Regions from separate parts of the Homo sapiens genome. Here region 2 is linked to region 1. A link is a loop called in an ENCODE intact Hi-C map of the cell type or tissue named here. Cell type or tissue: heart left ventricle. All regions are shown on one strand. Links, peaks and the distances in the headings refer to the core of each region. The heading gives the core; the rest is flanking DNA. Region 1 overlaps LLGL2 (LLGL scribble cell polarity complex component 2). Region 2 has its middle 16 kb from the start of MIR3678.

Region 1 (4,131 bases), core at 1-4,000:
GCTGGGAGTGGGGCCCGCGAGGACTCCCAGGACCTAGCAGCACTGACAGCCTGCCATCCCCCCAAGGTGCACACTGCACCCCAGTGACCAGCTGGCCTTGGAGGGCCCACTCTCCCGCGTCAAGTCCCTCAAGAAGTCCTTGCGTCAGTCATTCCGCCGGATGCGTCGGAGCCGGGTGTCCAGCCGGAAGCGGCACCCGGCTGGCCCCCCAGGAGAGGTGAGGCCTGAGGTGAGGCTGCGGCCGGCCACGCACCCAGGTTCGGCTCAGAGCAGCCAGCAGGGGGGCCACACGGCCCCTGCTCCCCAGGCTTGCTAGGCTACAAACAAGATTCAGGGTCCAGGTCGCATTGTGTGACCTCAGACAGGTCACGCTGCTTCTCTCTGCCTCAGCTTCCTGAGCAGAAAGGCAGTAACTGTAATGCTTATCCTAGAAGTAATCCCCAGTAAACGTTAGTGATTTCCTTTTTCTCTCTACAACATGCTGGGGGCCCAGGCAGGCTCCCCCAAGGGCACCTCCCTCTTGGACAAGGGTCCCTCTAGACGCAGGCCTGGCAGGTGGCTGGCATGGCTGTGGCCTGCCTTCCGATGCAAGGATCAGCACTGAGCGAAGCACTGTTCCTGGGGAGGGGAGTCCAGAGCTGACCCTTAGGCTGGCCCACCCCTTGCAGGCACAGGAGGGGAGTGCCAAGGCTGAGCGGCCAGGCCTCCAGAACATGGAGCTGGCGCCTGTGCAGCGCAAGATCGAGGCTCGCTCGGCAGAGGACTCCTTCACAGGCTTCGTCCGGACCCTGTACTTTGCTGACACCTACCTGAAGGACAGTGAGTGGCCAGCCTGGGGTTGGGGGGCAGGGGGTAGTGGGCAGCAGACACCCCCTGACCTGGGGGCATGCCGGGGGCTGCTGCCTGCCTGGCTGGTAGGAGCTAAGAGGTTTCCCCTTGTGAGCAGGGGCAGACTGCAGCCCCTGCCTGCTTACTCCCCTCCCCTGCCTCAGCCTCTGAGTCAGCTTCCCTTGGCTTTATATCCAGGCCGTAGCACCCTTTAGAAGCATGGCCTCAGACCCATCACTTAGCCTTTCAGGGCCTCAGCTTGCTTCTCTGTAAATGAGGAAGTGACAGCTTCCTCCTAGAGCAGCTGTGACGATCGGGGACAGCAGAGCCTGCTGGTCTCCAGATGACGTGTCTCTCCCTGGCTGGTTCTCCCCTGCTGTATCACAGCAAGGGCTGAGCTGACCTGGGATTGGGGTCTTCTATGTTGGGGCCTGTGTGGTTGTCAGAGAGCCTTCCAGCCTCTCCCAGGAGGGAAAACCTGGGAGTAAACCCTGGTTGCCCAGCTCCACCCGACTCCCACGCTAAGGGTCAGACACCCAAACATGGCTTCTCGGCAGGCTCCCGGCACTGCCCCTCGCTGTGGGCTGGCACCAATGGGGGCACCATCTATGCCTTCTCCCTGCGTGTGCCTCCCGCCGAGCGGAGAATGGATGAGCCTGTGCGGGCAGAGCAGGGTGAGTGCTGGGCAGGGAGAGCAGAGGGTGCTCGGGCTGCCTGGGCTGGGTCCAGGGAGTGGCTCCAGCCCTGCCACCCCCTCACCAGCCCCAACACCCACCTCCTCCCCCTAGCCAAGGAGATCCAGCTGATGCACCGGGCGCCGGTGGTGGGCATCCTGGTGCTCGACGGACACAGCGTACCCCTTCCCGAGCCCCTCGAAGTGGCCCATGATCTGTCGAAGAGCCCTGACATGCAGGGAAGCCACCAGCTGCTCGTCGTATCAGAGGAGCAGTTCAAGGTGCCACACGGGCAGCGGCGGGTCTCCCTGGGACTCCCCGGGACATCCAGGAGGCTCGGACCTTGGGCAAAAATGATGGCTGGGACTCAGTCTTGTTTGCAGTTGGTGTCTGAGGGGCTGCAGAAGTACAGGAAATAAGTGAGGGGGGAGTCTCGTGTGAGGACACTGAGGCAGGACAGGGGGCCAGGCGCGGTGACTCATGCCTGTAATGCCAGCACTTTGGGAGGCCAGATCACAAGGGCAGGAGTTCGAGATCAGCCTGGCCAATATGGTGAAACCCTGACTACTAAAAATACAAAAAAAAATAGCCCGGCATGGGCCAGGCGCGGTGGCTCATGCCTGTAATCCCAGCACTTTGGGAGGCCGAGGCGGGCAGATCACAAGGTCAGGAGATCGAGACCATCCTGGCTAACACGGTGAAACCCCGTCTCTACAAACAAATGCAAAAAAATTAGTTAGGCGTGGTGGCGGGCACCTGTAGTCCCAGCTACTCAGGAGGCTGAGGCAGGAGAATGGCGTGAACCCAGGAGGCGGAGCTTGCAGTGAGCCGAGATTGTGCCACTGCCCTCCAGCCTGGGCGACAGAGCGAGATTCCGTCTCAAAAAAAAAAAAAAAAACCAGCATGGTGGTGGACGCCTGTAATCCCAGCTCTACTCGGGAGGCTGAGGCAGAAGAATTGCCTGAGGCGGAGGTTGCAGTGAGCCGAGATCACACCACTGTACTCCAGCCTGGGCGACAGAGCAAGACTCCATCTCGGAGGAAAAAAAAAAAAATCCAGATAGGGAAGTCGGTGACCTCGGCATCCTCCCAGGCCATGTCTGTGCATCTGAGAGCCAAGGGTTTGTCAGGACACCGGGAGGCATGTGGGGAGGGGAGGGCCCAGCAGCAGCAGCACAGGGCAGGAGAACTGGTTTGGCCATGGGCATGAACAACCACCCCACGCCCCCAGGTGTTCACGCTGCCCAAGGTGAGTGCCAAGCTGAAGTTGAAGCTGACGGCCCTGGAGGGCTCAAGAGTGCGGCGGGTCAGCGTGGCCCACTTCGGCAGTCGTCGAGCCGAGGACTACGGGGAGCACCACCTGGCAGTCCTTACCAACCTGGGCGACATCCAGGTGGTCTCGCTGCCCCTGCTCAAGCCCCAGGTGCGCTACAGCTGCATCCGCCGGGAGGACGTCAGTGGCATCGCCTCCTGCGTCTTCACCAAATATGGCCAAGGTGTTTGAGCCGGGCTGGGTGGGTGTCGGGGCCCCGGGCACTGCACGGACGGGAAGGGTGGCCAGGGGTGTTGTGGCCACGGCCAGACTGGATGGGCCTTAAGCGGAGAACTGCGAGGGAGCACTAGCCCCTACTCCCCCAGGTGGGGAGGCAGCCTTGGCAGCCGCCAGGCCAGGCCGCTAGCATTGCCCCCACTCCCCAGGCTTCTACCTGATCTCACCCTCGGAGTTTGAGCGCTTCTCTCTCTCCACCAAGTGGCTGGTGGAGCCCCGGTGTCTGGTGGATTCAGCAGAAACCAAGAACCACCGCCCTGGTAACGGTGCGGGCCCCAAGAAGGCCCCGAGCCGAGCCAGGTGAGTGAAAGGGCCAGAGGCCTCTCCCGCCCCTCCCGCCCCTCCCTGCCCTCTCTGAGATACCGAGGCTCCCACTGCTGCCTGGCTGGAGGCACCTCCCCACGAGCTCAGCCCACCCTCCCAGGCTCCGGCTCTCCTTGCCTCTTTGCGTGCCCCTTGCCCCTGTGCAAGCTGGCAGTCCAGGGCAGGACTCAGTTTACCTCCCAGGCTCTCCGGCTCAGGACAGGCTGCGCCATTGACTTGTTCTTCATGGGACCAGGGCTCTCAGAGCCGGGCAGGGAGCCCGGGGGCCCTGGTCCTCACTGTCTCTTCCCCCACAGGAACTCAGGGACTCAGAGTGATGGCGAGGGTAAGACAGGCCTCCTGGGCTCATGCACACCTGGGCCACACCCGGCCCAGACCTGGGGCTGGACGGGAGGGAAGGGTCCCGAGTGAGCAGGTAGTGTTTGGGCTGGGAATAGAGACGGCATTCCTTCCAGCCCTGGGCCCTGGGCTTCCACATCCTGACCTCAGTAAGGAGAGAGAGAGCCAGGCCGAGGAGGGCCCAGGCGGGGCGCCCTGACCCGGCCTCTACCTTCCAGAGAAGCAGCCCGGCCTGGTGATGGAGCGCGCTCTGCTCAGTGATGAGAGTGAGTTGGGTGGGAGAGGGTGGGGCTGGCAGGAGGGGTGGGGAAGGGGGGTCAGGGTCAAGGGAGGCTGGGCAGGCCACTGCCCTGAGGCGGGGTACAGATCCATGGGCACCCACGGAGAAAGGGGGTGGAAGGGCTGTGGCTAGCCGCCC
Region 2 (6,688 bases), core at 1,500-5,499, 150 kb before region 1:
GGCACTGGGGCTCATGCCTGTAATCTCAGCACTTTGGGAGTCTGAGGCGGAAGGATGGCTTGAGCCCAGGAGTTCAAGACCAGCCTGGGCAACATTGTGAGACCCCATCTCTATAAAATGTAAAAAAAAAATTAGCCAGCCATGGTGGCATGCACCTGTGGTCCCAGTTACTTGGGAGGCTGAGGTGGGAGGATTGCTTGAGCCCAGGAGTTTGAGGCTGCAGTGAGCTGACATCATGCCACTATACTCCAGCTTGGGCAACAGAATGAGACCCTGTCTCAAAAAAGAAAAAAAAAAAGGAAGCATTTCTGAGAACAGAGCTAGGTTGGTGGGTAGCAGTGGTGGCAGGAAGATGTAATCTTTCTAGATATTTCTGTTCTGACGGCTTCCATTCTCTCAGCTGAATTAATGAGAACACCTGTGGTGGGGATGGCAAAGCCTGGAGGAGGTGTGAAAAGACCAGGAGGCTTGAAACTATCCTTTTGGACAGTGGGGGAGCAATAGATTCAGGAGACATTGCAGGCAGTGCTAAGGTCCAACTCAGACTTATGGTTGTAAATTTCTTTTTTTTTTTCCGAGACGGAGGCTTGCTCTGTTGCCCAGGCTGGAGTGCAGTGGCACAATCTTGGCTCACTGCAAGCTCCGCCTCCTGGGTTCATGCCATTCTCCTGCCTCAGCCTCCCGAGTAGCTGGGACTACAGGCGCCCGCCACCACGCCCGGCTAATTTTTGTATTTTTAGTAGAGACGGGGTTTCACCTTGTTAGCCAGGATGGTCTTGATCTCCTGACCTCGTGATCCACCCGCCTCGGCCTCCCAAAGTTCTGGGATTACAGGCGTGAGCCACTGCGCCTGGCCTCGGTGGTTGTAAATTTCAAAAGGCTGCTCAGCCTAGTTGAGTGTGGTTTTTTTATTTTTTTAAGACGGAGTCTTGCTCTGTCGCCCAGACTGGAGTGCAGTGGTGCAATCTCGGTTCATTGCAAGCTCTGCCTCCCATGTTTACGCCATTCTCCTGCCTCAGCCTCCCAACATGCTGGGATTACACGCATGAGCCACTGCGCCCGGCCAGTTGAGTGTGTTTTTAACCTAGTTGGTTTTTTTTTTTTTTTTCTGTTTTATTTTACCTGATGTCTACAACAACAACTAGTTGTGTATGTGTTTTTTTTTTGTAGTTTTTTTGTTTTGTTTTGTTTTGATTTTTTGAGACGAGGTCTTGCTCTGTTGCCCAGGCTGGAGTGCAGGGGCATGATCTCAGCTCACTGCAACCTCTGCCTCCTGGGTTCAAGCAATTCTCCTGCCTCAGCCTCCTGAGTAGATGCGATTACAGACGCCTGCCACCACGCCAGGCTAATTTTTGTATTTCTAGTAGAGACAGGGTTTCGCCATGTTGGCCAGGCTGGTCTCGAATTCCTGACCTCAGGTCACCCTCCCACCTCGGGCTCCCAAAGTGTTGGGATTACAGGCATGAGCCACTGTGCCTGACCTAGTTGTATTCTCCTTTTTTATTTTATTTTATTTATTTTTATTTTTTTGGTAGGAGGGAGATGCAGTCTCACCCTGTTGCCAGGCTGGAGTGCAGTAGCACTATCTCAGTTCACTGCAACCTCTGCCTCCCGGGTTCAAGCAATTCTCCTGCCTTAGCCTCCCGAGTAGCTGGGACTACAGGCACATGCCACCACGCCCGGCTAAATTTTTTTTTGTATTTTAGTAGGGACAGGGTTTTACCACGTTGCCCAGGCTGGTCTCGAACTCCTGAGCTCAGGCAATCCCCCCCGCCTTGGCCTCCCAAAGTGCTGAGATTACAAGCATGAGCCACCACGCCCGGCCTTTGTTCTTAACCAGTCAAATTCAGTGGCCTGGTTGCAGACACGGAGCAGGCATAGATTCTGGTTTAACCAGGTTAGGGTTTTGCCAACTTGATATCACCCGAGGAGAGAGGGCTCAGAGTGTTGAGGATGTGTGTGCAAGGCAGCAGGTACAGCGCTGGAGCATGAAACCCAAGCCCAATGAAAAACAGAAAGGGAGGATTTGGGCACGTTTAATGGCTATGGAGTTTCAATGTGAGATGATGAAAAAGTTCTGGAGATGGACAATGGTGATGGTTGCATAATGATGTGAAGTTAACTGACATTAAATTAATGTCAGTTAATTGTATACTTAAAAAGGTTAAAATGGCAAATTTTATGTACATTATACCATAATAAGTTTTTCAAATATTAAAATTGGTTAGGCACAGTGATTCGTGCCTGTAATCTCAGCACTTTGGGAGGCCAAGGTGGGCAGATCACTTCAGCCCAGGAGTTTGAGACCAGCCTGGCCAATGTAGTGAAACCCCATCTCTACTAAAAATACAAAAAATATCCAGGCATGGTGGCGCATGCCTGTAATCCCAGCTACTCAGGAGGCTGAGGCAGGAGAATCTCCTGAACCCAGGAGGCAGCGTTTGCAGTGAGTGGAGATCGTGTCACTGCACTCGGCCTGGGTGACACAGCAAGGCTCTGTCTCAAAAAAATCCCAAAAATAGGCCGGGTGTGGTGGCTCAAGACTGTAATCCCAGCACTTTGGGAGGCCGAGGCGGGTGGATCACAAGGTCAGGAGATCGAGACCATCCTGGCTAACACGGTGAAACCTCATCTCTACTAAAAATACAAAAAATTAGCCGGGCATGGTGGCGGGCACCTGTAGTCCCAACTGCTAGGGGTGCTAAGGCAGGAGAATGGCGTGAACCTGGGAGGCGGAGCTTGCAGTGAGATGAGATTGCGCCACTGCACTCCAGCCTGGGTGACAGAGCAAGACTCTGTCTCAAAAAAAAAAAAAATCCCAAAAATATTAAAATTAAAAAAAATTTGTTTTTGATGGCCAGGTGCAGTGGCTAACGCCTGTAATCTCAGCACTTTGGGAGGCCAAAGCAGGTGGATCACCTGAGGTTAAGAGTTCAAGACCAGCTTGGCCAACATGATGAAACCCTGTCTCTACTAAAAATACAAAAAATTAGCTGGGCATGGTGGCGGGTGACATAATCCCAGCTACTTGGGAGGCTGAGGCAGGAGAATCGCTTGAATGAAGGAGGTGGAGGTTGCAGTGAGCCGAGATTGCATCACTGCACTCCAGCCTGGGCAACAAGAGCAAAACTCTGTCTCAAAAACAAAACCAAAAAAAACCCCAAGAATTGTTTTTGAGACAGGGCCTCATTCTATTGCATGTGCTGGAGTTTAGTGCTACAATCATGGCTCACTGCAGCCTGGAACTCCTGGGCTCAGGCGATCCTCCCATTTTAGGCTTCTAAGTAGCTGGGACTACAGGGTCACGCCATCGTGGTTTGCTCATCATTTTGTATTTTTTGTAGAAATGAGGTTTTGCCATATTGCCCAGGCTGGTCTTGAACTCCTGAGCTCAAGCCATACACCCGCCTTGGCCTCCCAAAGTGCTGGGATTCCAGGTGTGAGGCACCACGACCAGCCAATATTAAAATTTAAAAAAATATTGATATCTGGCCCCATCTCAGATAAATCAGAATCTCTGGGGTTGGAGCCTAAACATCAGTATTTTATTTTTTATTTTTGGAGACAATGTCTCACTCTGTAGCCCAAGCTGGAGTGCAGTGGTGTAATCATAGCTCACTGAAGCCTCGAACTCCTGGGCTCAAATGATCCTCCCACCTTAACCTCCCGAGTAGCTAGGACTACAAGAATGCACCATCACACCCAACTAATTCATTTTTTTTTTATTTTTAGAAACAGGGTCTTACTATGTCGCTCAGGCTGGTCTTGCAATCCTCCCATCTCAGCTTCCTGTGTAGCTGGAATTACAGGCATGAGCTACCACACCCTCAACATCAGTATTTTAATAGACTATGGAATTGCTGAATTAGTACATTTTCTTTCACTCATTCATTCAACAAACACATACTGAATGTGCATTATGAGCCAGGCACACCACCAGGCACTAGGGATGCATGAGTGAATTAAAAAGGACAGGGTTGGGCCAGGGCGCAGTGACTCACGCCTGTAATCTCAGCACTTTGGGAGGCCGAGGCGGGTGGATCCCTTGAGCTCAAGAGTTTGGGACCAGCCTGGGCAACATGGTGAAACCCCATCTCTACTAAAATTACAAAAATTAGCCAAGTATGGTGGTGCGTACCTGTAGTTGCAGCTACTCAGGAGGCCAAGGTAGGAGGACTGCCTGAGCCCTGGAAGTCAAGGCTGCAGTGAGCCAAAATTGTACCACTGCACTCCAGCCTGGGCAACAGAGTAAGACCCTGTCTAATAAATAAATAAATAAAAGGACAGGGTTCCTGCCCTCTTGGAGCTTACAATCACATGAGGAAAGGTGAGCAACAAGCAACAAGCCAGTAAACAAATATGATTTAATTACGATTTTTTTTTGAGATGGAGTCTTGCTGTGTGGCCCAGGCTGCAGTGCAATGGCACAATCTCAGCTCACTGCAACCTCCGCCTCCTGGGTTCAAGTGATTCTCCTGCCTCAGCCTCCTGAGTAGCTGGGACTACAGGCACCCGTCACCATACCCAGCTAATTTTTGTATTTTTAGTACAGACGGGGGTCTCACCAGCTTGGCCAGGCTGGTCTCGAACTCCTGACTTCAGGTGATCCACCCACCACGGCCTCCCAAAGTGCTGGGATTACAAGGGTGAGCCACCGCGCTTGGCCTAATTACAAATTTAGAAGCCTGTTTCAACTATCTAAGTGGACTTGAACCAAGAAGGGGGATTAGAGATCCACCTTGATCTCCGTTGGAGGCATTGGAGATGCCGTGGGATGGGTGGACTTGAGATATTACTGTAGGGAGAAAACACAGGTGGCAGGGTTGGAAATGAGAGGTGAGTGAGAGTGAGAAGCAGGACGACATCCAGGTTTACAGCTTGAGCACTAGAGGACCAACCCGAGAGACACAGTGAAATAAGAACAGGATTTAATGTAGGAGAGACGGTTCCAGTGCCAACCAGCCGGTTCCCAGTGCTGAGTGAGGAATCTGTGACATGTCTTGTCACTTGTTTGTGACTTAATTTCTTCATCTGGAAAAGTGTTGATAATAATATATCTCAAAACAGGCCGGGCACGGTGTCTCATGCTTGTAATCCCAGCACTTTGGGAGGCTGAGGAGGGTGGATCACTTGAGGTCAGGAGTTTGACACCAGCCTGGCCAACATGGTGCCAACATGGTGCAACCCCGTCTCTACTACAAATACAAAAAAATTAGCCAGGCGTGGTGGTCGGCGCCTGTAATTTCAGCTACTTGGGAGGTTGAGGCAGGAGAATCCCTTGAACCTAGGAGGCGGAGGTTGCAGTGGGCTGAGATCATGCCAATGCACTCCAGCCTAGGCAACAGAGTGAGACTTCATCTCAAAATAGTAATAATAATAATATATCTCAAAACAGAGTTGACATGAAAATGAAACAAAATAAGACAATGCGTATTGGCTGGGTGTGGTGGCTCACACCTGTAATCCCAGCACTTTGGGAGGTCAAAGCAGGAGGATCTCTTGAGCCCAGAAATTTGACACCAGTCTGGGCAACACAATGAGATCCCGTTTCTCTTAAAAAAAAAAAAAAAAGATTATTTCTTTTTCTTTTCCTTTTTTTTTTTTTTTTGGAGACGGAGTCTCGCCCTGTCTCCCAGGCTGGAGTGCAATGGTGCAATCTTGGCTCACTGCGAGCTCCGCCTCCCAGGTTCACGCCATTCTCCTGCCTCAGCCTCCTGAGTAGCTGGGACTACAGGCGCCCGCCAAAACGCCTGGCTAATTTTTTTGTATTTTTAGTAGAGACGGGGTTTCACCATGTTAGCCAGGATGGTCTCGATCTCCTGACCTCGTGATCCGCCCGCCTCGGCCTCCCAAAGTGCTGGGAATATAGGCGTGAGCCACAGCACCCGGCCAAGTGTTGTAAAATGTTTCTTAATTGACTGGGCGTGGTGGCTCACACCTGTAATCCCAGCACTTTGGGAGGCTGAAACCTGCAGATCATCTGAGTTTGGGAGTTCAAGACCAGCTTGACCAATATGGAGAAACCCCGTCTCAACTAAAAATACAAAATTAGCCAGGCATGGTGGCACACGCCTGTAATCCCAGCTACTTGGGAGGCTGAGGCAGGAGAGTCAGTTGAAGCCGGGAGGTGGAGGTTGCGGTGAGCTGAGATTGCACCATTGCACCCCAGCCTGGGCAACAAGAGCGAAACTCCATCTCAAAAAAAAAATTTTTTTTTCTTAATTTTTACCTTTTAGACATTCTCCTCTCAATTTTCCCTTTCTTCGTCTTAACAATTCCACTTGGATCCACCGTTGTCATAGTTATTAAAAGCTTCTCAGACTGTATCTTTTAGCTGTTCTCTCCTGAGCATACCTGTATTGCCAGTCACCCAATGATCTCAAAACGCTTTGTAGATTACGACCATTATTTATTTTATTCTTCTTATTTTTTTTTTGAGACAGGGTCTCCCTCTGTCACCTGCCTTACCCTCCTTAGTAGCTGGGACTACAGGTGGGCACCACCACACCACACCCTGCTAATTTTTGTATTTTTAGTAGAGACTGGGTTTCTCCATGTTGCCCAGACTGGTCTTGAACTCCTGGGCTCAAGGGATCTGCCCACCTTGGCTTCCCAAAGTGTTGAGATTACAGGTGTGAGCCACTGTGCCCAGTGCCTTAAAGCTTTATAGAAAAAATAATGGCAGGCC

Evidence for each region. Peaks named below come from ENCODE experiments on the same cell type or tissue, not always from the same donor. Only the 100,000 strongest peaks of a DNase experiment are listed, where the experiment ranks them.
Region 2: it touches region 1 in a loop (4-fold over the local background); 67 of 110 quality-filtered maps call a loop at or near these places.

What each region holds. Positions count from the first base shown.
Region 1 is chr17:75,570,282-75,574,412 of GRCh38, forward strand. It overlaps LLGL2 (LLGL scribble cell polarity complex component 2), which reads left to right. Exons shown (of 26, transcript NM_001031803.2): 16 at 67-217; 17 at 669-819; 18 at 1,386-1,502; 19 at 1,617-1,783; 20 at 2,733-2,997; 21 at 3,200-3,350; 22 at 3,671-3,699; 23 at 3,932-3,979. Among named protein-coding and RNA genes, the nearest start is that of MYO15B, 15 kb to the right of the region's middle. RefSeq lists enhancers at 849-978, 1,089-1,258. In heart left ventricle, for the core only: no CTCF peak of the experiment used is centred there; no DNase peak of the experiment used is centred there; H3K27ac peaks cover 285 bases.
Region 2 is chr17:75,418,825-75,425,512 of GRCh38, forward strand. No RefSeq gene overlaps it. Among named protein-coding and RNA genes, the nearest start is that of MIR3678, 16 kb to the left of the region's middle. In heart left ventricle, for the core only: no CTCF peak of the experiment used is centred there; no DNase peak of the experiment used is centred there.